Regions from separate parts of the Homo sapiens genome. Here region 1 is linked to region 2. A link is a loop called in an ENCODE intact Hi-C map of the cell type or tissue named here. Cell type or tissue: psoas muscle. All regions are shown on one strand. Links, peaks and the distances in the headings refer to the core of each region. The heading gives the core; the rest is flanking DNA.

Region 1 (11,784 bases), core at 3,518-11,517, 82 kb after region 2:
CCAAGTAGCTGGGACTACAGGCGTGCGTCACCATGCCTGACTAATTTTTGTGTTTTTTATAGAGGCGGGGTTTCACCATGTTGACCAGGCTGGTCCCAAACACTTGAGCTCAAGCAATCTGCCTGCCTCGGCCTCCCAAAGTGCTGGGATTACAGGGATGAGCCACCACGCCTGGCCACTAATTGTTTTTGTTTGTTTGTTCGTCTGTTTTGCTAACCTGTTTTTAATAAACAGATATTGCTATTTTAAAATTTTCAGTAATTAATGCTTTTACAACTCATAAGCATTATAAAGGATCTTAAAATGACAAGTTTACATAAAATTTTAACCCCAAATTTACTAAACACTGTTTGTTGCTAGAAAACTGGCATCTCTCAATTCTTGTCTAGGTATTGGCATTTCAAGACCAGACTGGGCAACAAAGTGAGACCTCGTCTCTACAAAAAATTAGCCAGGTGTGGAGGTGTACACCTGTGGTCCAAGCTACATAGGAGGCAGAGGCAGGAGGATCACTTGAGCCCAGGAGGTCGAGGCTGCATTGCATCTTGGGTGACAGAGTGAGACCCTATCTCAAAAAAAACCACACCCCTGCCCCGCCACACACACACACACACACACACACACACACACACACACACAAACCCCAACATCTGTGGCTCACATCTGTGGTCCCAGCACTTTGGGAGGCTGAGGTGGGCTGATCGCCTGAGGTCAGAAGTTTGAGACCAGCCTGGCCAACATGGTAAAACCCTGTCACTATTAAAAATACAAAAATTAGCTGGGCATGGTGGCAGGCACCTGTAACCCCAGCTACTCAGGAGGCTGAGGCAGGAGAATCACTTGAACCAGGGAGGCAGAGGTTGCAGTGAGCCGAGATCATGCCACTGCACTCCAGCCTGGGCAACAAGAGTGAAACTCTGTCTCAAAAAAAACAAACCCAACATTTGTTATATATTACTTACCTTTAGTTAGATACCATATTGTCTCTTGAGTATATCTAGGTTAAAAGATAAAAGTTGATAGGTAAAAGGTAGGAAAGACTGCTGAGTGAGATCCTCAGGGCAAGAAGATACTGTTGGAGGAAGGAGTCTATGGAATTGGGCCAAAAAATGGTCAACTCCAAGGGAAAAGAAACAAGGATCATTTATATGTACAGGACAGAGAAACAAGAAATGATATTCTAGAGGTATAATTAAAATTTTAAAAACTCTTATTTTATGTGGCAAAAAAAGGAAACTGAAGTGATATATTTAAAAAGGATGTGGAAAGTTCAGGTAAATGCTAAATTATAAATTCTTCATGGCAGTAATCCTATTTTGTTTTTAATATCTCTCTCACCTTTACCCTAGCATGCACTAGCATACATAGTAAAATCTAACCATCCTGCATACATTGCTCTTTACCAAAAAACCTGGGAGTTCCTGTTATAGGCTAATATACCTATGAAGGATATGTGTGATTCAGAGGCAATAATTTTTTTTAATCCCTATGCTCACTATAGTAACCTTGATATCTCTTAAAAGAACAGCCTGGCTGGGCACAGTGGCTCACGCCTGTAATGCCAGCACTTTGGGAGGCCGAGGCAGGCAGAGCGCTTGAGTTCAGGAGTTTGAGACCAGCCTGGGCAACAAGGCAAAACCCTCTTTCTACAAAAAATACAAAAATTAGCTGGGTGTGGTAGCACATGCCTGTAGTCCCAGCTACTCAGGAGGCTGAGGCGGGAAGACCACTTGAGCCTGGGAAGTGGAGGTTGCGGTAAGCTGAGACCGCGCCATTGCATTCCAGCCTGGGTCTCTGTCTCAAAAAATAACTAAATAAATAAAAACATCCTGTGTGGCCATAAAAAAGAATGAGTTCATGTCCTTTGCAGGGACATGGATGAAGCTGGAAGCCATCATTCTTAGCAAACTAACACGGGAACAGAAAACCAAACACTGCATGTTCTCACTCATAAGTGGGAGTTGAACAATGAGAACACATGGACACAAGGCGGGGAGCATCACACACGGGGGCCTGTCGGGGGCTGGGGGGAAAGGGGAGGGAGAGTATTAGGACAAATACCTAATTCAGGTGGAGCTTGAAACCTAGATGACGGGTTGATAGGTGCAGCAAACCATACCTATGTAACAAACCTGCACGTTCCCCACATGTATCCCAGAACTTAAAGTAAAAACAAAACAAAACAAAATAACATCCTGAAGCTGAGGCTGTATTTTCTCAATTCACTGTCAGTGATTCATCTCTGGCCTTCCAGGGTTAGCTCTTGAGGCAAAAATCTGACAGCAGTCACAGTCTTAATCTTCTTCTTTTGTCTTCTGCCTTTGCTAGGATTCTACCTCTTTCCTGCACCAAATGGCTTCCTTTCTGTTTTTACTATCTCACATATTTGTTTGTTTCCTTCTGAGTAGAGGATGGATGGGGTAGGGAATCTTCCCTAATTCAGAGACTCAGAGATTGAAAAGTATTGTCAACGGGCAGAAACTGTTGTTAGGACTATTAACAATATTTTCTTTTTGACTGCTATTGTGATGTCTCAGCCAATCCATAGAGGATATTATCTTGTTTGATAACAAAGCCTTTACTTTGTAACCAGCATATACTTCTTAATACAGAACCCTAGCTAGAATTGTTAGGACCCCTGAAAGCATCTAGTCTATCTTTTTTTTTTTTTTTTTGAGACGGACTCTCACTCTGTTGCCCAGGCTGGAGTGCAGTGGCGCGATCTCGGCTCACTGCAAGCTCTGCCTCCCGGGTTCACACCATTCTCCTGCCTCAGCCTCCCAAATAGCTGGGACTACAGGTGCCCACCACCACGCCCGGCTAATTTTTTTATATTTTTAGTAGAGATGGGATTTAACCGCGTTAGCCAGGATGCTCGTGATCTCCTGACCTCAAGATCCACCCACATCGGCCTCCCAAAGTGCTGGGAGTACAGGCATGAGCCACCACGCCCGGCCGCATCTAGTCTATCTTTTATTCTACTTTCATAACTTCCCAAACACCAAATCAGACAGTGCTTGACACACAGTGGGCCTTCAATGACTGTTTAAACATTGTCTTTGTAGCTACATGGACCTGGATTTATATCCTGGTTTTGTCACTTAGCTGTGTCACTTTGTTCTCTCATTTGTAAGATGGGGCTATAATTCCTGTCTTTTTTTTTTTTTGAGACAGTATCTCACTTTGTCGCTCAGGCTGGAGTGCAGTAGCAAGATCTTGGCTCACTGCAGCCTCAACCTCCCAGGCTCAAGTGATCCTCTCACCTCAGCCCCTGAGTGCCTGGGACTACAGGTGCATGCTACTATGCCTGGCTAATATTTGTATTTTTTTGTAGAAATGGGGTTTTGCCATGTTGCCCAGGCTGGTCTTCTAGGCTGAAGCAGTCTGCCTGCATCAGCCTCCCAAAGTGCTGGGATTACAAACATGAGTCAGTGTGCCCGGCCTATAATTCCTATCTTTTAGAATTGGTATGAGGCTAAAGTGAGAGAATGTGTTGAAAGCACCTACCACAGTGTCTGGCACATAGTAAGCCCATTTCCACCTGCCTTTGAATAAATCAGTGTCCTTGAGAAGATTTCCTGCTCTCTCAGCCACCCATCCTTTCCCTGACGATCATCCACATTGGAACTCCTCCCAAAACTTAAGGCTTCTTGTTCCAACTTACTTATAGTTATTCTTCTACTCTTATTAGAGAGAACGTTCTTCATAATTCATTATGGCTTACTTTTGTAATAAAATGAAAGGAGAAAGCTGTTATAAAAGGTTAATAATACAGAAGTATATAAAAGTTGAAAGGTAAAGTTTTCCCTCCTTTCTATTTCCCTCTTCTCCATTCTAGAGAAAATATTTTGTCTCTCTCTCTCAATCTAGTAAGTGGCAAGAGAATAAAATTCAGATTTCTACTGTTATCTGCATCAGTAGATACCTGGGTGTTTGACTGTCCATTAGGTAGAATGCATAGAGACCATTCAATATATTCTTATCAACTTGTCGGTTACCTAATCCATTGTCATTCGAGATAGAGAGAAGAGAGTTGAGATCCTTAAAGTCTTCATGCTCATGAGTTGAGAATCAGAGCTAAAGCCTTTGCTTTGGGGTGTTTGGGATTATAAATATTCTTCTACTTTTAGCATGATTGTCTCATGCTTTCTATGGCTACTGAGGGCTATGACTGTGATTCTGTTTTTTCTAAGTCTTATATCTGGCCTGAGTTACACACTGATGCTTTTACTAGGTAGGGAGATGAGCTTGTATCCATTCAATGTTGACTACTGGGATAAAACTCTGGTTTGCCTTCACATTGATCCCAGTTTCTTTGAGGCATGTTATAACCTAGAAACATGTTATAGCCTGTTTGGTTGCAGCTCCCCCTTGGAAAGTATATGTACCAAAAAGAGTCAAGGTATTTTCTTTTTCTTTTTTTTTTTTTGAGATGAAGTCTCGCTCTGTCTCCCAGGCTGGAGCGCAGTGGCACGATCTTGGCTCACTGCAACCTCCGCCTCCTGGGTTCAAGCGATTCTCCTGCCTCAGCCTCCTGAGTAACTGGGATTACAGGTGCCTGCCACCATGCCTGGCTAATTTTTGTATTTTTAGTAGAGATAAGGTTTCAGTATGTTGGCCAGGCTGGTCTCAAACTCCTGACCTTAAGTGATTCACCCGCCTTGGCCTCCCAAAGTGCTGGGATTACAGGCATGAGCCACCACACCCAGCCAAGTCAAGGTATTTTCTATACAATAACAAAAATAGGGAGGTATTTTACTTAATATGTAATTAATATTTAAGAGTGATGGTTCAGGGAACTATTTAGAAATGAAAAAGAATCAGCCCTGTGTGAAAACAAACAGGAGAAACCTTTCAAATGCCCCATGAGAATGTCACGAGAGGAGAATTGGAAGTAAAGTAGCTAGAATATGGGGACAAGGATAGAGGTCAAGGCTGTCCAAGGGCAGGACAATTACTAATATATAGTTGTGTGTGAACCTGAGGCTTCAGAACTCTAGAGAAAGCAAAGACATCTGCTACCTACCAACTTTAGCCTGCGTACATAACTGTTTTCTGGCTTTTTGTTTGTATGTTTGTTTATATTTTAGAAATAGGGTCTCACTCTGTTGTTCAGGCTAGAGTGCAGTGACGTGATCACGGCTCACTGTAACCTCAACTTCCTAGGCTCAAGGGATCTTCCTGCCTCAGCCTCCTGAGTAGCTGGGACTATAGGTGGGTGTCACCATACCCGGCTAATTTGTTTTATTTTTTGTAGAGATGGAGTCTCGCCATATTGCCCAGGCTGGTCTCGAACTCCTGGGCTCAAGGGGATCTTCCAGCCTCAGCCTTCCAAAGTGCCAGGATTACAGGCGTGAGACACTGTGCCAGGCCACTGTTTTCTGTTTGAATTATCAGTTAGTATAATCATCCTTTGTTATAATAGAGTTTTAGTAATGTGCCATGAGCTACAGAGTAAGGATTCTTCACCTATAAGAGTCAGTATTCTTAGGAAGGGGTCAGCCTTCGTCAGTGATTGAGTGATTACTTCTTGGCATTTAAAATAGCGTCACTGGCTGGGCACAGTGGCACATGCCTATAATCCTAGCACTTTGGGAGGCTGAGGCAGGAGGATCGCTTGAGCTCAGGAGTTTTAAGACCAGCCTGGGCAACTTAGTGAGATTTTGTCTCTACAAAAAATTTAAAAATAAATAAAATAGTGTCATTTTACACTTTATACCCAAAACAAAACCAAAGAAGTATATTCTGGTGTTTGTAGAGTAGCAAGCTCCTTTCTATTGCATTTCTTTTTTTTTTTTTTTTTTTTTTTTTTTTTTTTTAAGAGGGAGTTTCACTCTTGTTGCCCAGGCTGGAGTGCTATGGCATGATCTCGGCTCACCGCAACCTCCGCCTCCTGGGCTCAAGCAATTCTCCTGCCTCAGCCTCCCGAGTAGCTGGAATTACAGGCATACGCCACCACCCCGGCTAATTTTGTGTTTTCAGCAGAGATGGGGTTTCTCCATGTTGATCAGGCTGGTCTTGAACTCCCAACCTCAGGTGATCTGCCTGTCTCGGCCTCCCTAAATGCTGGGATTACAGGCGTGAATCACTGCACCCAGCCTCTATTGCATTTCTTAATCATGCCGAGAAAATGGGTGGTAACAGATCAACTTCTGTAAACTCCACAGATTTATGCAGAATGCGTTCTACAAGAGAAATCTCTTTAGGAATTCACTATGACTCAATATAGGAATTATGGGTTATTGTCATGATTCCTTGAGATTCTTTTTACTTGATTGAGTTAGGAGCAAAATGCTTACTCATTGCTTTATTCTTGGAGTAGAGGCAAATGCAATTTCAGATAAATGTGTGGGATAAAATGTGTGGGATGGGAGTTGAAAGATAGAAGATTTTACATATGCCGATTGAAAGTGGCTTTGAGCATCATTTCTTCATTAATTCATTCCATGTTTATTTATTGGATGCTTACTAAGTGCCAGGCACTGTTCTAGGTGCTAAGAAGGTATATAGCCATCCATGAAACAGTCTGAGGTCAGACTTCCCTCTCAGGTGGCCATACTAAGGCCCATAACAGCTCTGGCTCATCCTCTTTATATTAATTTTTATTTTTTCACTCCCTGTCTCCAGGAAACAGTGTTGGCGTCCTTTTTTGTTTATAACCGTCAAGCATGAGTCATCCCTTCACTGAGTATTGCAGAATCGCATATCACATTCCAGCCTAATTCGTACTGCTGCCAGGGTCTCTGCCAGCAGCTCTTTGCCTATCTTCTGACAATCATGATACTCAGAGCAGTGAGACCAACTGCACATGTTGGTCAACTGGGGAAGGGAGAAGACAGAGCATGATACCTGTTTTCTATCCATTTTTGTTTAGTACAAGGTATATTTAGGAATAGGCAGCTTCTGGCGGGCACGGTGGCTCACGCCTGTAATCCCAGCACTTTGGGAGGCTGAGGCAGGCGGATCACGAGGTCAGGAGATCGAGACCATCCTGGATAACATGGTGAAACCCTGACTCCACTAAAAATACAAAAAAATTGCCGGGCGTGCGCCTGTAGTCCCAGCAACATGGGAGGCTGAGGCAGGAGAATGGCGTGAACCTGGGAGGCGGAGCTTGCATGAGCCAAGATTGCGCCACTGCACTCCAGCCTGGGCAACAGAGCGAGACTCTGTCTCAGAAAAAAAAAAAAAAAGGGCAGCTTCTTTGTGGGTGCCAATATATCAGGCCATACTCTACCATTAGAAAGCCCGAAATCCATGGCAGGGCACGGTGGCTGGTGCCTGTAATCCCCGCACTTTGGGAGACCAAGGTGAGTGGATCACCTGAGGTTGGGAGTTTGAGACCAGCCTGACCAACATGGAGAAACCCCATCTCTACTAAAAAAACAAAATTAGCCCGGCGTGGTGGCGCATGCCTGTAATCCCAGCTACTCGAGACGCTGAGGCAGGAGAATCGCTTGAACCTGGGAGGCGGAGGTTGCAGTGAGCCAAGATGTGCCATTGCACTCCAGCCTGGGCAACAAGAGTGAAACTCCGTCTCAAAAAAAAAAAAAAAATTAAAAATAAAGCCTGAAATCCCTTTTTTTAATTAATTAATTAAGTAATTTTTTTTTTGGACAGTATCTCACTCTGTTGCCCAGGCTAGAGTGCAGTGGTGTGATCTCAGCTCACTGCAACCTCCACCTCCCAGGTTCAAGTGATTCTCATTCCTCAGCCTCCCAAGTAGCTGAGACTACAGGCATATGCCACCATGCCCAGCTAATTTTTTTTTTTTTTTTTTTTGGAGACGGAGTCTCACTCTGTCACCCATTCTGGAGTACAATGGCATGATCTCAGCTCACTGCAACCTCCTCCTTCTGGGTTCAAGTGATTCTTCTGCCTCAGCCTCCTGAGTAGCTGGGACTACAGGCTTGTGCCACCACACTCAGCTAATTTTTGTATTTTTAGTAGAGACAGGGTTTCACCATATTGGCCAAGCTGATCTTGAACTCCTGACTTCGTGATCCACCTGCCTCGGCCTCCCAAAGTGCTGGGATTACAGGTGTGAGCCACCTTGCCCAGCCTAATTTTTGTATTTTTAATAGAGACTGGTTTTGGCCATGTTGGCCAGGCTGGTCCCGAACTCCTGGCCTCAAGCAATCTGCCCACCTCAACCTCCCAGAGTGCTGGGATTACAGGCATGAGCCACTGTGCCTGACTTCCAAAATTCATTTCTTTAATAATGAATTTACACCTATGAGCAAATAAAGTCAGCTGGTCTCTTAAAAACAGTATTGGGCCAGGCATGGTGGCTCACGCCTATAATCCCAGCACTTTGGGAGGCTGGGGCAGGCAGATCACCTGAGGTTAGGAGTTCAAGACCAGCCTTGCTAACATGGCAAAACCCATCTCTACCAAAAAATACAAAAATTAGCTGGGCATGGTGGCACATGCCTTGTAATCCCAGCTACTCAGGAAGCTGAGGCAGGAGAATCACTTGAACCCAGGAGGCAGAGGTTGCAGTGAGCCAAGATCGTGCCACTGCGCTCCAGCCTGGGCGACAGAGCGAGACTTCATCTCAAAAAAAAAAAAACAACCGTATTGGTCTTACAAATGGACTTGGCAGCTTTGGCTGATGTTTCTGTTGTGCACACAAAATGGTCCTTTAAGGAAAACCTGAAAATTTATTCTAGAATTTTAAGATAATCCATCAGAAAAAACAAACAAAATTCTTCCTGAAATTTCTAAACAATACTTTGGTTTTGAATATTTAGGCTTTCCTTTCATAAATTTGATTGGTTGATTTATATCTTTTAAAAAATATGTCTTTAGGGCAGCTTTGTAATATAAAAAATATTTCCACCTATAATTCTTTACTTTAATGTAACTGTTTTCTTTTCTTTTCTTTTTTTTTTTTTTTTTTTTTGAGACAGTCTCATTCTGTCACCCAGGTTGGAGTGCATGGTGTGATCTCAGTTCACTGCAGCCTCCGTCTCCTCGGTTCAAGCAATTCTCCTGCCTCAGCTTCCTGAGTAGCTGGAATTATAGGTGTGCACCAGCATGTCTGGCTAATTTTTGTATTTTCAGTAGAGACGGGGTCTCCCCATATTGGCCAGGCTGGTCTTGAACTCCTGACCTCAAACGATCTGCCCACCCCAGCCTCCCAAAGTGCTGGGATTACAAGTGTGAGCCACCACACCCAGCCTAATGTAACTGTTTTCCTTTCCTTTTAGTCTTTATCTCATTGTTATATGTGATTATAATGTTGTCATTTATGCAGTTGTATGTTCTATTTTAAACCTTAAAATTTGTTACTTACCAACTTTTTGAATATGCCTGACTGAAATGATTCATACTGTAGCATGTGTGACTCAGGGTAGTGAAAGGGGGTTTGTTTTGAATAGCAAGATGAGCATCAGACTAGTCTTCCAACCAGAAAACATTCCATGCAACTTGAGACACAGATGAAACAGCAAATTTCTTCTTGGCTTGGGGTTGGATAAAGGGTGGATTGACTTATGTAGTGTTTGCTAAAATGACAAATGGTGAGATGCTAAAAGCACTTTGAGCTTTAGGGAGTTCAAAGTGGCCAGGCAAATTAAAGTTATGTGACCTATCTGAGAATATAGCATAGTTCTTTGTGAGAAAAGAAAGTGAGATATTTGTGCTTTGTTGGAAATAAAAAAGATTTTAAAAACTCAAGGCTGGGCACAGTGGTTCACACCTGTAATCTCAGCACTTTGGGAGGCTGAGGCGCAGATCGCTTGAGCTCAGGAGTTCAAGACCAACCTGGGCAACATGGCAAAACCCCATCTCTACCAAAAAAAAAAAACCCAAAAAAGAATGAAAATTAGCTGGGCGTAGTGGCTCACACCTGTAGTATCAGCTACTTGGGTGGCTGAGGTGGGAGGACCACTTGAGCCTGGGAGGTTGAGACTACAGTGAACCTTAATTGCACCACTGCACTCCAGGCTGGGCAACAGCACAAGACCTTGTCTCAGAAAAAAAAAAAAAACCACAAACAAACAGAAAAACTTTTATCAAAAATACCTACTGCTCATGCTGGGTGTGGTGGCTCACACCTGTAATCCCAGCACTTTGGGAGTCTGAGGCAGGTGGATCACTTGAGGTCAGCAGTTCAAGACCAGCCCGGCCAACATGGTGAAACCCCATCTCTACTAAAAATACAAAAATTAGCCGGGCGTGGTGGTGCGTGCCTGTAATCCCAGCTACTCGGGAGGCTGAGGCAGGAGAATTCACTTGAACCCAGGAGGCAGAGGTTGCAGTGAGCCGAGCTCGTGCCATTGCACTCCAGCATGGGTGACAGAGTGAGACTGCATCTCAATCAATCAATCAATAAACCTGCTGCTCAGATAGGGTAAGAAATAAAAACAGCATAATCATCTGAAAGAAACGAAATTGTGTATCTTTTAGACTTCAGACAAAGTAAATATTCAACATCTGATAACTGTTAAGGACACAAACTTGAGCATATTTGTGTTGAGTTCTTTTATAACTCTAAAATATGCTAGAATTCTATGGAGGATTGATTCTGAGTTTACAGACCCTTGAAGACATCAGGAGTCTGTGTACCTACAGTGGTAATATATTAATATGTGTGAGTCCCTAGTTAACCGTTTACACCTGGAATGCCAGGCAAAGTAGACAATGTCAGAGACACAGAGGAACAACCTGTGCAATGGATGGAAATGCAGTAGATGGACATATGCTCTTGTGTGTTTGGAACCTTCACAGGAAAGAAGCAGAACACAAAGTGGAAAGTGCAGACGAGGCAAAGGACCTGTGGAAGGTTTGTTTCTAAACCTCAAACCTCAAAGATCTTTTTTTTTTTTTTTTTTTTTAATTGAGACAGAGTCTTGCTTTGTCGCCCAAGCTGGAGTGCAGTGGGGCGATCTCAGCTCACTGCAACCTCCGCCTCCTGGGTTCAAGCCGTTCTCCTGCCTCAGTCTCTGGAGTAGCTGGGGCTACAGGCGCCCACCACCACACCCGGATAATTTTTGTATTTTTAGTACAGATGGGGTTTTGCCATCTTGGCCAGGCTGATCTCAAACTCCTGACCTCAAGCGATCCTCCTGCCTTGGACTCCCAAGGGCTGGGATTACAGGTGTGAGCCACTGCGCCGAGCTTAAAGATCATTCTCGAAACTCACTTTAGCAAACTTGGGTATTTCAGTTAGGATTAGGTTCAATTGTAACAGATCATCAAACAAACAAACACAAAAAAACCAGGAACTTAAAGATAGAGTTTTTGGGTTTTTTTTTTTTTCCTTACATGAAAGAAGTCTGAAGCTAGGTAACTGAGAGCTGGCATGGCAGTTCTGTGATCACCAGAGACCTAAGCTCCCTCTTTCTTTTGGTGTCATCATCTTTAGTGCTGGCTTCCACCATCAGGTTTGCCTTAGGGCTGCTGAGTGATCGCTGCTGTTCTAGCTGTCACATCTGTGCTCCAAGCAGGAAGAAGGACAAGGCCAAAGGACATATTTCCTGGTAGAATCCACCCCCTGTACCCTAAAGGGCTTTCCTGGAAACCCCACCCACTTATCGGATACCCCTATCTGTAAAGGACATTGCCTTCACTTATAACATGGAGACTAGATATTGGATAGGCAAACCTTGGTCTTTGCCATACCAAGTGATCGATCATATTCCTAAAGGTATTTCTTAGACTTAGGTTGCTAAGACTTCGGGATATCTACAGACTCAGAACAGGACAGTAATAATGTTTGGTGAACCTGGCTTTTCGTTTCCTGCTTAATTGATTAATTCAACAGTATTTAGGACTTAC
Region 2 (11,784 bases), core at 2,301-10,300:
CACTTGGATCTGCCTTCTTCACACACAAGCTGACCAAACCCAGGAAAGGTTATTTCAAAGTTTGGAGAACAAGGGAAACACCCTGCATGTTAACAGGAAATAGCAGACATCCCCCCATCCTTCCCCTCCAGGATCTTTAGTCCCTGCCCCCATCCCTGGAGGAAACCCAAGACCTCCAGATCCCTGAGAGGCTGAGCTGTCTAGTTACAACTCTGAGAAGCAGAGTCGGAGCTGGCTGGGAAATCCCCAGGAATGAGAGAAGAGACACTCCTGGGCCTGGTGTGTGGAGGGGCCTTGGGCTGGGATCCTGGTCCTCTTGCTAGCCCCTCTTCTCTACCCCAGGGTCAAGATTCCAGCCTGGGAGTCCTGCAGCAGGACGCCGGCTTTTTCCTACCCCTCACAGAGGTTTACAATGCCTGGGATCTGCTGTTGGGTCTCCAATCACAGAACATCACTTTGCTCTCCTTCCCCGTGGAGGGAGCTGGCATGTCTGAAGAAGGTGGGGAGCTCTCCATGCCCTGCCTTCCCCAGCACATGTACCCAGGGTGACAGCTACCTTTCAGGACTCGATGGAGAGAGGGCAACCAAGGTAAACAGAGCCAAGGAGCTGGTACACAGATAGGGACAGCTTTAACAAAGGAAAGATTATGCTTTAACAAAGGAAAGAAAATTAGTGAACAAGAAGAAAAAGATGAGAAAGCTGTTCAGAGTGCTGGAACAGGACAGAGGGTGAGAAAAGGAGAAAGACTTGCCAAAAAGAACAGCCATGAGACAGGATACAGGGTCTGCGGAAGGTAAAGGAAAGGGCTTTAAAGTTGGAGTTGGGCACTAATTTAGATCCTGGCTCTGTCACTTACCAGCTGAGAGCTATCAGGACGATGAGATGAAACACTGAGTAAAGGGCATAAAGCAGGTGCTTAGAAACAAATACGAACAAATTAAGAGACGCTTCACACCCTTAGAATGACTATAATAATTTTTTTTTTTTTGAGACGGGTTCTCACTCCATGGCCTAGACTGGAGTGCAATGGCATGATCGTGGATCACTGTAGTCTCGACGTCCCAGGCTTAAGCAATCCTCCCACCTCAGCTTCCTAAGTAGCTGGGGCCACAGGCATGAGTCACCAAGCCCAGCCCCTAGTAATTTTTAGAAAGGAAATAAGTGGGCTGCACACAGCGGCTCACACCTGTGGTCCCAGCACTTTTGGAGGCCAAAATGGGAAAATTGCTTGAGTCCAGGAGTTTAAGACCAGCCTGGGCAACACAGCAAGACCTGTCTCTACAAAAAATAAAAAAACAGCCAGGTGTGGTGGTGCATGCCTGTAGTCCCAGCTACTCAGGAAGCTGAGGCAGGAGGATGGCTTGAGCCCAGGAGTTCGAGGCTGCAGTGAGCTATGATCACACACACCACTGCACTCCAGCCTGGGCAACAGAGTGAGACCCTGCTTCAAAAAAAAAAAAAAAAAAAAAAGGAAATAAGTGTTGGTGAGCATGTGCAGGAATTGGAAGCTTTGTGCAACATACCTAAAACATAAAACAGCACAGCTGATGTGGAAAACAGTTTGGGAGTTCCTCAAAAAGTTAACATAGAATTACTTTATGACCCAGCAATTCCACTCCTAGATATTTTCAATTCCCAAACGAATTGAAAATGAGTATTCAACACTCATTTGTACACAAATGCTCATAGCAGCAATATTCACAATAGCCAAAAGGTGGACATAACTCAGATGTCCATTAACTGATGAATGGGTCAACAAAATGTGACATTTCTTGCAATGAAATACTATTCGGCCATGAAAGAAACAAAGTGCCGGTAATGCTCCAACATGGGTGAACCTCAATAATGTTAGGCTAAGTGAAACAAACCAGACAAGAAAGGCCACATAATGAATGATTCCATTATATGAAATATCCAGAACAGTTAAATCCACAGAGACAGAAAGCTGATTAGTGGCTGCCAGGGGGCTGGGGTGGGGGTGGGGGAAGGAATGGGGAGTAACAGCTTAATGGGTACAGGGTTTCCTTGGGGTTGCTGAAAATGTTTAGGAACTAGATGGAGGTGATGTTTCAACAATTGGGTGTGGAAGGCCAGGGTCCTCCACTGGCCTGGGCCACAGCTCCCACCATTGTCCATTACAGAGTGGGTATGCAGGAGGGTCTCTGGGTCCTTCAGCTCACTGTGTCAGGTTTAGTAGGGTAGCAGCTCTTCCTAACACACTCCTAATACCCCTGTCGTGCAGCTGGTTGACTAAAAAGACCAGATCACTCAACTCCCAGTCAGTAGCAGGCAGAAATGCCCAAGGTTCCCCAGCCCAAAGCAGGGCACAGGTGGGCTACACAGGAACCACTGCTCCTCTCTCCAGACCATCACAGAGTCCTGTTTGGCCCATGCCACCCAGCTCCCTATCCATGCCCAGCCACCAGCACCACACCTGGAGTTGTGGCCCCCACACCATGACCTCCTCACCCCACCCCAACCTGCCTGAGATAGGCTGGCCACTCCACAGGTACCTGACTCCAGATTAATCCTTGTGAATGGGCTGGGCAAGCTCTAAGAGGAGAACCGTGGAGGGAGAGTCATACTTCTTCCATGATCCCCCTCCACACCAGAATGCCCCCTGCTCAGGGACCCTACCAGCCAGGGCCTTACATCTTGCTCTACACAAAGGCTGAGGGCTGAGAAGTGCTGACAAATGTCTGGATAAGCCAGAGCTGGGACGTTCTCTCAAGTGTCCAAGACCCAACTTTCCCTATTCCTCTTCCTGCTCCAGTGAGATCTACCCTCAGCCCACGCACACCTGGGGGCTCCCCTCCACATGGCCTTGGTGGCACCCCGGACTCACCTCCCTGGCCCCTTTCACAACACTAAATGAAGCTGGATTAGGCTCTCTGCCAGATTATAAGGAGCTGCCGGATCAGGGCTTCCCAGCCCTGGCTCCCGTGGAACTTCCTGGGGTTTCCACCTCCTCCCAGGGCCTGAACTCAGTGTCCTCGTGTCAACCCGGCCCTGGACATGGGACACCGGTGCTTCCTCTCACACACTAGCCCAGCAGCCTGGATCCCCGATATCCGGGAGGCACACAGTAGACACTGTTGGAACAGAAAGTATCCAGGCTTAAGTGAAGCTGTGTGGAGGGAGGGGAAGGGCACTAGCTATGTAAATTGGGAAATGTGAATCGTGGTTCTCTTTCTTCATAATGTAAATGCATTAAGCAGTTTTCAAGATAGACCACAGAAACAGCTGCCATTTGCAAGGAACATGTGCTCCACACCTGTGCTCCCAGCTGCACGAGAAAGCTGTACCTCTGACCCTCCTCCCTCTGAGGCAGGCAGCCCCTTCCCAGACTCGCAAAGAACCCGTTAGGGTCCCCACAGCAGGCTGACAGGGAGAAAGGGGCCTTCTCATGTTAGCCATCTGCTCAGGAGTTGGAAAGACAATATAAGGTCACTCTTAGATGGAAAAAAAAAAAAGACAAAGAAAAAGCTTTGGGGGTTCCTATGCTTCCCTTTAGGAAAGCAGGGCAGCCCAGTCATCCTGACAATGGAGTCAGGTGTCAACCCTGGCTTGTCTATGGGTCTAGACAAGCAGGCCCAGGCCTGTGCAGAACACCGCTCCTGGGAGCAAGGTCTGGGCTCCCAGTGGGTCAGAGCCCAGCAGGCGAGTGCGGCCCCGGGGCTGGCAGGCCTGGGTGACTCAGCAGAGATGCTTCAATCTGCTGACTGCTGCCCCGTGACTCTGATTTCAGTGGCCCTCTCGGGATAAAGAACGCTCAGATTCCCTTTTTCTACCCATTCTCAGATGGAAGGGGAGGTCAACCAGACTAGGATGGAGAGGAAAGCCTACAGCCAGCTAAAATCCTTCAACCCAAAGAGGTCATGTGACCTTACGGTAAAGTTGGGAGAGAAGGAACTTGAAATTTCTTGTACCAACCCAACATTCCAGCAAGAGCAGGGTGGAAAAATTATTCCAACCCTTGGTCCTGAAGTCAGAGGCTTTCCCCATTCCATTTTTTCAACTCAGCAGGAATAGCCCGGTGGGGCTGGTGGCTCTCTGCCTTCCTGGTGAGGATATGTGGGTAACAGGAAGCTGCTCACTCCAGCTCTGGATGTGTCATCACAGCTGACCCGGGTGCTCCCAGGTGGGCAAAGGGGTGGGGGTGGAGAAAGAGCCTACCTATCGGTTTAATTGGTGCCTGGGAGCCTAAGCGGCTTTTCTCAAGAGGGCAGGCACCACGTGCTCAGACACTGAATGGGACACATGTGGGGCAGTATGGACCTGAGTCAGTTCACCATGGGCACAAGGGGGTGACAAAACCCCTGTAGCAAGGCCCCAGCTGCCACATGGGGGATTCGAAGGGCAGAGCATGCCCTCAGTAGCTTTAAAAGGCATCTCGCTCTACTACAAGGGGATTTCAGGTGCAAACTACCGAGAGACAAGGAAAGTCACTCACTCATCCTTTCAAGCAGCAACTACTCATCTCCAGGCAGTGCAGAGCCAGCTGCCTATTATCAGCTGACACCAGGTAGAGGCTTCCACCTGCCACCTCCTGTGGCCAGCAAGTTCTTCCTCCTGCCCTGACCCTAAGGGCTACTCTCTTGTCCTGGTGGAGACATCCCTCTCATCTAACCCTTGGCTTCTAGCCCCTTCCATTAGGGCCACCCCTCAGTTCTGATGAAAACTACATCCTCCCCTCAGTGTCTGCCCTGTGGAGAACAAAGCCCTTTTGTCCAGTAAATGTCCTGCACCCTCCTCGTCTCCTCACACCCACAGATCCCAGTTGGGGCCCCGAGCTCCCCTCTCATATTCAGGTCTTCTCCATTGTCCATCCTCTGAATTCCCTAAAAACTCTCAGTACCCAAACATTTTACTCCTTATGGCCTCTCCCACTGTCTCCCTGGGGTCAGCACTCACTGGACCTTCACAGTCCCCATTCCTGTCACTGTTTCTTCACAGACACAAGCGACCACAACCAGGAACACCCCTCCACTTAATAAGGTGCCTGGGCCCCAGCTGAAGTGCCACATAGCCACAGCTTCTGGAGGCATCTCTGCCAGGGTTCACCTGCCTTCCTGCACAGGGCGCCCACATCCAACCCCAGGGGCTCTCCCAGCATTTGGCAGCCTAAGGCTCCTCCCTTCTCCCACCCACAAACAGTTCTCTATACCTGGAGGAGAGCTCCCTGAGAGACTGGAGTGTAAGCACAGCCCACCTGACTAACTGCAGAACAGGCCTTTTCCCATCCCCCAACTCCACCCCGCCCGGTGAAATTCTCTCCTTCCACCCACCAGACGCCTCACCTGTGTGGGCACTGTTTCCCGAAGCCGTGCCGGCGATGAGGTACCCGGGGCTCTGAGGCCCCAGCTGTCTGCGGACTGTGTCAGGCCCCCGGGGTCACAGACCCTGGGCAGCACTGGGCTGCGAGCAGGTGTGCCTGAGTTCCCAGACTCTGCAGCCGCCATCTCCAGACTGAGGCACAGCCTGGGGATTAGGGGCGGATTGCTCTAGGAGATTTCCCCCTCCCCTGGGGCTCACGGGCTGCTCCTTCCCATCTGGCAGGAGACAGGGAGGATCACCGAGCGCGGGAGGACCGAGCTCTGATGAGATGCCCCTCCACAAGTCCAGCTGTTCCACTGTGAGTTGTGTGCATAAGGACACCCAGGTGTGACAGGCATCAATGAGGAGGGGTGGGGGTGGGGGGCAAAGGGGGTTGAAAGGGATGTGCACGAGGACACATGACATGTGCACCTGCATCCTTCAACCACCCAGAAGACAGGCACTCCACCTCACCCCTCCCATCTCACAGAAATGCCTCCCATGATCAGAAGCTCCTCTCACAAACAGAGCAGTCTCATGGATTCGGAATGGAAGTGAGCCTCCCAGCCAGCCTTCCAGGATAGCGAAGAGCTCTCCAAAGCCAAAAAAGACTAGAGCCTGGAGGGGGGCTCCCTGGCAGATCCTAACACAGCCAGCTCCAGCCAGAGTCCTCTCCTCCTCTCCCTGCTGCCCTGCCCGTTGGCTTAAGGCACCATCACTTCCAAGGCAGTTTCTCTACTCCAATAACCACCTGGAGGAAGCTGACAGCAGCCAGCCTCACCAGGGGAATTCTTCTGCCCTGAGATCCTGTCCCAGAAATCCAGTCTCTGCCCTGGACACCAATGGCCACTTCTGCACTAGCTTCTGCTTCCCAGTCTCTGCCAGCATTGCCCTGGCAAAAACACCCAAGATAAAGCACAGATGGGAAACTCACAGCAGTCTCTTCCTCCTTGGACTTCATCTTGACAGTGCCAGCAGGAAATTCTGTGAGTGGCCAGCAGAGGGGGACAGAGGTCCACAGCTGAGGACAATGAGCAGTGAGCAGTGTCACCGGCTGGCCAGCTGAGTCCTGGGGCCTGCTGGATCTCTCTAATGGCAGCTTCTCACAGCAGAACTGTCGTTCAGAAAGACATGGATTCTGCACCCACTTGAGTCTGGTGAGGAACTCCAGGCTTAAATACTGATGGCCGACACGCGTCACGTTGATTGGGTAGTCCCAAATTCAAGAAGGTGTGAAGAGATAAGGGCCCAGTGCTATCTCTGGGAGCCAGTGCCAGGGCTTGCAGGCCAAAATCACTGAGATCAGGAGTCCTCATACCCTGGGCTCATGGAAACTATACAAACATTTGTGGTTGGCTGATGACTTGGGGTTTGTGAAGAAGCCTGGCAAAGCATATTACATAGGTCCCAATTTCTGGGGCCAGCTCTGACCTGTAGGGCCAGGGAACACTTCTGGCAGCTCCCCTACTTCTGCAAATGATCCCCCTCCTATGGTACTGGATCTTGACTTTATATTTTCGCACCAAGCACTGTTCTTGCATAAGGGTTATTTGTAAATAGGTCTTATGCCCCTATTAAATGATAAGGCAGGGATCAGATCTTATGTTCATCTGGACCATTCACTGTGCCTAGCATAAGACTGATCCTCCCTCAATACTGACATCGTAAAACAATGAAATGATCTACCTCATTTAGCTGCCATGAAAGGCAGTCCAGCCACTGCAGTTCTGTCTCAGGTAGAAACAAAGACAGCTTGGTCTTCTCATACTCAAGATACCCCTTCTTTTTTCACTTTTTGAGATGGAGTTTTGCCCTGTCACCAGGCTGGAATGCATTGACGCGATCTTGGCTCACTGCAACCTCCACCTCCTGGGTTCAACCGATTCTCCTGCTTCAGTCTCCCAAGTAGCTGGGACTACAGGCGTGCACCACCACGCCCAGCTAATTTTTGTATTTTTAGTACAGAGACGAGGTTTCACCACGTTGGCCAGGATGGTCTTGATCTCTTGACCTCGTGATCCACCCGCCTCAGCCTCCCAAAATGCTGGGATTACAGGCATGAGCCACTGCACCCGGCCAAGATACCCCTTCTCTGCCCGCTCCAGGCTAGGCCCCACCAAGCTAGGATTTTTTTTTTTTTTTTTTTTTGAGACAGGATCTTGCTCTGTCACCCAGACTGGAGTGCAGTGGCACGATCACACCTCACTACAGCCTTGACCTCCCAGGCTCAAGCAATCCTCCCACCTCAACCACCTAAGTAGCTAGGACTACTGGTGTGCACCACCATGTCTAGCTAGTTTTTGCAGAGATGGGGTTTCACCATGTTGCTCAGGCTGACCTTGAACTCCTGGGCACAAACGATCCACCTGCCTTGGCCTCCCAAAGTGCTGGGATTACAGGTGTGAGCCACCATGCCCAGCCCAAGCTAACATTTTAAACTTTTTCTTATTAAGCAGAGGAAAAGGAAGAGAAGGCAGTGGCAGCAGGAGACAGGTGGGGAGGGGCCGAGTGAGCTGAGAGCCCTGGGGTTCACTCTGCATGGTAGGTCTCTCTGTGCTTCCCGGGATCAGGAGGGCTCAGAAGCAACAGAAAGAGTTTCCTGCAAGGCCATGCTGCACCACCAGAATGAACTGGGGAGAGCTGCCCCCAACACAGGCACCTGGCAGCTCCCTAATGGAAGGTTATAGCTCCACTCCAAGAGCAGCTTACCCATCAGCACAATAACTGAACAGCAGGAAAACAGGGGTTCAGGAGGGAACCAATAGTTCACTAGGAGAAAAGTAGCAAACAAGAACCAGGGAGATGTCTGCCAGGCAAGCTAGCAGCAGAGCAATGCTTTTCTAAGCCTGCTCGTCTTTATACATGAGACGTGTTCCCAAATCTGCCAAGGATGCAGAGCTTCCTGTGGTGGGGGTGGGGAACAGATAGCCCAAAGCATGGTGGCATGGTGGGAAAGGCCCTGTAGAGCCCTGGGCGTGAGACTCACTTCCATGCTTTCTAAGTGACCTTGGTCAAGTCACTGTAGGCGCTGAGACTGTTTCCACAAATGTGATGGGAGGACGGCGTAAAGACAGGGGGTTAAGGTGAATGTGTCTGGCAGGAAGATGTGCCAGAGCTGGGCTCGCTGGGCACTGGATGAGCCTTTCAGTGGCCCACAGAGTGCTTGGGAGTCAGAAGACCTGGTCTAAAATCCACACCCTGCCACTTGCTAGCTGTGCGGCTTCCATGTTCTGTCCGTGCCGCTTCACAACTGTGAGGAGGCAGGAGCAACTACAAAGCAGCAGCTTGGACGAGGCGGCCTTGGAGAGTGAGACCAGTGGCATCAGGAGATGGAGGAGAGGGTGAATGAGCCAAGCCTTGGAGACTCTGTGCAGCTGAGTCTCACTTCTCCTAGCTGCAAATGGTACATAGGACCATTATCTCCCAGGGCCCTCGTGCAAACACATGGCACTTTCTAAGTTTTACTGAAATAGGTGACTGGTCCTGAAGCTCCCTCACCATGGATGTATGTGCACATGCATACACAAACCACAGTATTCCAGACAGTACCTGGAAGACTTGGTCTGAAACAGAAAAAGCCAAAGAAGTAGCTGCCATCAGGAGCAAAGAGAGTTGCAGGCACACCTGGGAAAAGCTGCCAAGGGCACTAAAGCAGTGGGCTCTGAAAGGACACCACTTGCAAAGCAGCTCTTCTTTTGCAAAGAAAAGGAGCTGTGGAGTAAGCCACATCACTTGCACTTCTTGGTCAGTCTTGGACATCCCTGGGGCGCCTCCTCTCTGGCCTGGCAGAGATGGAGGCCACATCTCAGTGACACAGAGTGGTCACTATCAATTCACAGGATGGGCAGCTGAGCTGTGGCAGGGGGTCTCTGGCTTCACTCTTTCCACCCTTCCAAGTTAAGCCTGAGGCGGGGGTGACAGATAGGCTCTTGTCATCTGAGAAGGGTGGACTGGAAGGAAGCCCAGGTCCTGGGCACAGGCTCTTCTCTCTGCACGTCTGGAAGGTCTCAGCCCTTTTACTGGGTTCCCCTTAGTTTAGTTTTTTCTTCCACATCCTTCTTTCTCTTCCCTTAATTTTTATGCCATGCCCCTTCTTTCTTTAGTATTCTTTAAATCTTATTTTTTTTATTTTCTCTTCCTTTGCCTTGTTGTTATTCTTCCGTTCTCTCCCCACTGCCCTTTTAAAATCATCTTATTTTTCTTGCTTTTTCTTGTAGAGACAGGGTCTCGTTCTTTCCCCTAAGGTGGAGTGCAGTGGTGTGATCATGGTTCACGGAAGCCTCAAACTCTGGGGGGCTCAAATGATCCTCTGCCTCAGCCTCCCAAGTAGCTGGGACTACAGGTGCATGTCACCACACTCAGCTAGTTTTATTATTATTATTTTTTTTTTTTAAGAGAGACAAGGTCTCACTATGTTGCCCAGGCTGGCCTCGAACTTCTGGCCTCCAGTGATCCTCCTGCCTTGGCCTCCCAAATCACTGAGATTACAGGCATGAGCCACTGCACCTGGCCTACTTTTCTTTCTCTTAAAAAAAAAAAAATCACAAACCACACATTTTGAAGGGTGGGAAACTGGAGAAGTCATAGGCTTTAGGAGCAAAGAACCACGCTAAAAAGTAGCTAAATTTAGTAGCTTAGAATACAAGGTGAGGCCTTAAAAAAATTTCAGGCCCCAAATGTGCTGTGAAAATCTGCCAGTGAGGACTCCTCTTTGAAAGGCTGGCGGCTTCTTTTATGCTCACCAAGCCTGCTTGGAAATGGAGGTTTGGAAAATGGTCATCTTTCAGAGGTTCCCTCCCCAAGTATTCACTTTCAGATCAAGCCAGAAGGTGCATCTTCTTAGAAACCCATGTGACCAAAGAGCTCTGCTAACCCCCAGGGAAATGCGAGAGGAAGGATAATATTCTTCAGCGTGAACAGCAGCAACCCAGGTGGGCATGCTTCCTAGGAATACGTGGAGGAATAGGCACAGCTGTGTGAGCTGGGAAAGCAGACAGATCAGGCCAGAGTGGAGGAAGCTGCAGGGCAGCACCCACATGCACACACCAGGGCACCTTTCAGCTGCTTCCAGGGAGGGAGTATGCCATCTCTCCTGCTGGTCCTCTGCCCATCTAATGCCACAGACACTCCTGTTTAGGTAGTCCTTCTTGGGCACAGACATGAGCCCAGATGTTGGGCAGTGAACAGAACCACTTACATAGGTCACTTTTAGGCAAATCAAAATCTGTACCAGGCAGGTAGGAAAGACGGATGATTTCATGCCTTTATAGTCACTCTCCCTGGAGGAGGTTTTACTGGGAACAGGCCCAAGAGAAAGTGACCCGGAGAGGAAGCCACATCTCCTTTTTGGGCAACTTTTAGGAAGCAGAGCACCCTCTACCCCACCCTATTTGCCAGGAATAATTTGGAATAATTCCTTTCTAAAAGCAGAGGATTGAAACACCGAATTCTGGTGTGCTCCTGCTGACTCAAGGGCTCAGAGCATACCATGAGCTGACGTGACTAAACGAGAAATGTGTGTGAACGCATTCTGCAAACTGTAGCATGCTGTTCAGCTGACTGTTGATGCCAGGAAGGCTTTCAAAAGGACATGAGTGGCACCTCTTGGGGGGCATGCCCATAAGCCATTGAGCCCCTGAGAAGTCAGTGGACAGGCACAGGGCCCAGATTATATTTGGATCTGAAGCTACCTTCTCAGGCAATGAAGAAACCTTATACAATGAAGTTAATGTTACAGAGCACTTGTCTTTCCAGGGCAGGATTCGCCTTTCCAGATGCCCAAAGGAGGCCTCCTGGTCACAGTATCACCTTGGGTCTAATTTAGCTCTTGCTGAGCCTGATGAATTATTCACTAGCTATGGACACTAGCTCAGCTCTAGGGTCCCAGTGGTGGGGTATCTGGAGAACTGTAAGGAAGAGGAAATGGAAAGGAAGAGTGAGAACTCCCAGAATCAGACCTGGAGGGGGATCAAAGAGGACAAAAGCAGCAGCGGGCAGGAGGCCTCTAGGTTGGCCTCTGGAAGATTTGGGAAATGGGCTAGGGGTCCAAGAGCCTGTCCCTGGACAGAGAAGGGAGGTAGGAAAAGGCTGTCCCCAGAAATGACACTCACTTCCCCCAACTCCCTACTGCAGCTCAGGGGAGCTTCTGATTCCCTAGGAGCCTAGAAGGAATGCAATAGGGTGTGTACATTCAGTCATTCAGTTTTACTTCTATTTCAGCGCCCTCTGCTCTGTGGGATATACAGAGAAAGCCCAAAATATGCCTATGAAAAGAAGAGGCAGAAGCAGGGATCAGGTTAATGATGCTGTATATCCATTGCCTCATCTGGCACCCCAGAGGGGACTGGGGTCACGTTTCTCATCTCAGGGATGTGGCAGATCCAGGGAAGAACGTGCTGGGTAGCCGGGGAGACCTGAGCCAACTCCCATGACCCAGCCCACATCATCAGTGCCGGCTCCTTGCCGTC

Evidence for each region. A loop is a pair of places that touch in the nucleus more often than their neighbours do. Peaks named below come from ENCODE experiments on the same cell type or tissue, not always from the same donor. Only the 100,000 strongest peaks of a DNase experiment are listed, where the experiment ranks them.
Region 1: it touches region 2 in a loop (2.9-fold over the local background); 9 of 110 quality-filtered maps call a loop at or near these places.

The regions. Positions count from the first base shown.
Region 1 is chr1:205,170,512-205,182,295 of GRCh38, reverse strand. All of the region lies in intron 2 of DSTYK (dual serine/threonine and tyrosine protein kinase), which reads left to right. Among named protein-coding and RNA genes, the nearest start is that of DSTYK, 35 kb to the left of the region's middle. RefSeq lists an enhancer at 7,096-7,597. In psoas muscle, for the core only: no CTCF peak of the experiment used is centred there; a DNase peak (open chromatin) is centred at 6,745; H3K4me3 peaks cover 282 bases; H3K27ac peaks cover 7,763 bases.
Region 2 is chr1:205,250,884-205,262,667 of GRCh38, reverse strand. The region is part of intron 2 of TMCC2 (transmembrane and coiled-coil domain family 2); the gene reads right to left. Among named protein-coding and RNA genes, the nearest start is that of TMCC2-AS1, 19 kb to the right of the region's middle. RefSeq lists an enhancer at 4,826-5,335 and a silencer at 10,710-10,907. In psoas muscle, for the core only: a CTCF peak has its summit at 6,314 (motif pointing right); DNase peaks (open chromatin) are centred at 3,017, 3,657 and 6,347; H3K4me3 peaks cover 1,231 bases; H3K27ac peaks cover 5,428 bases.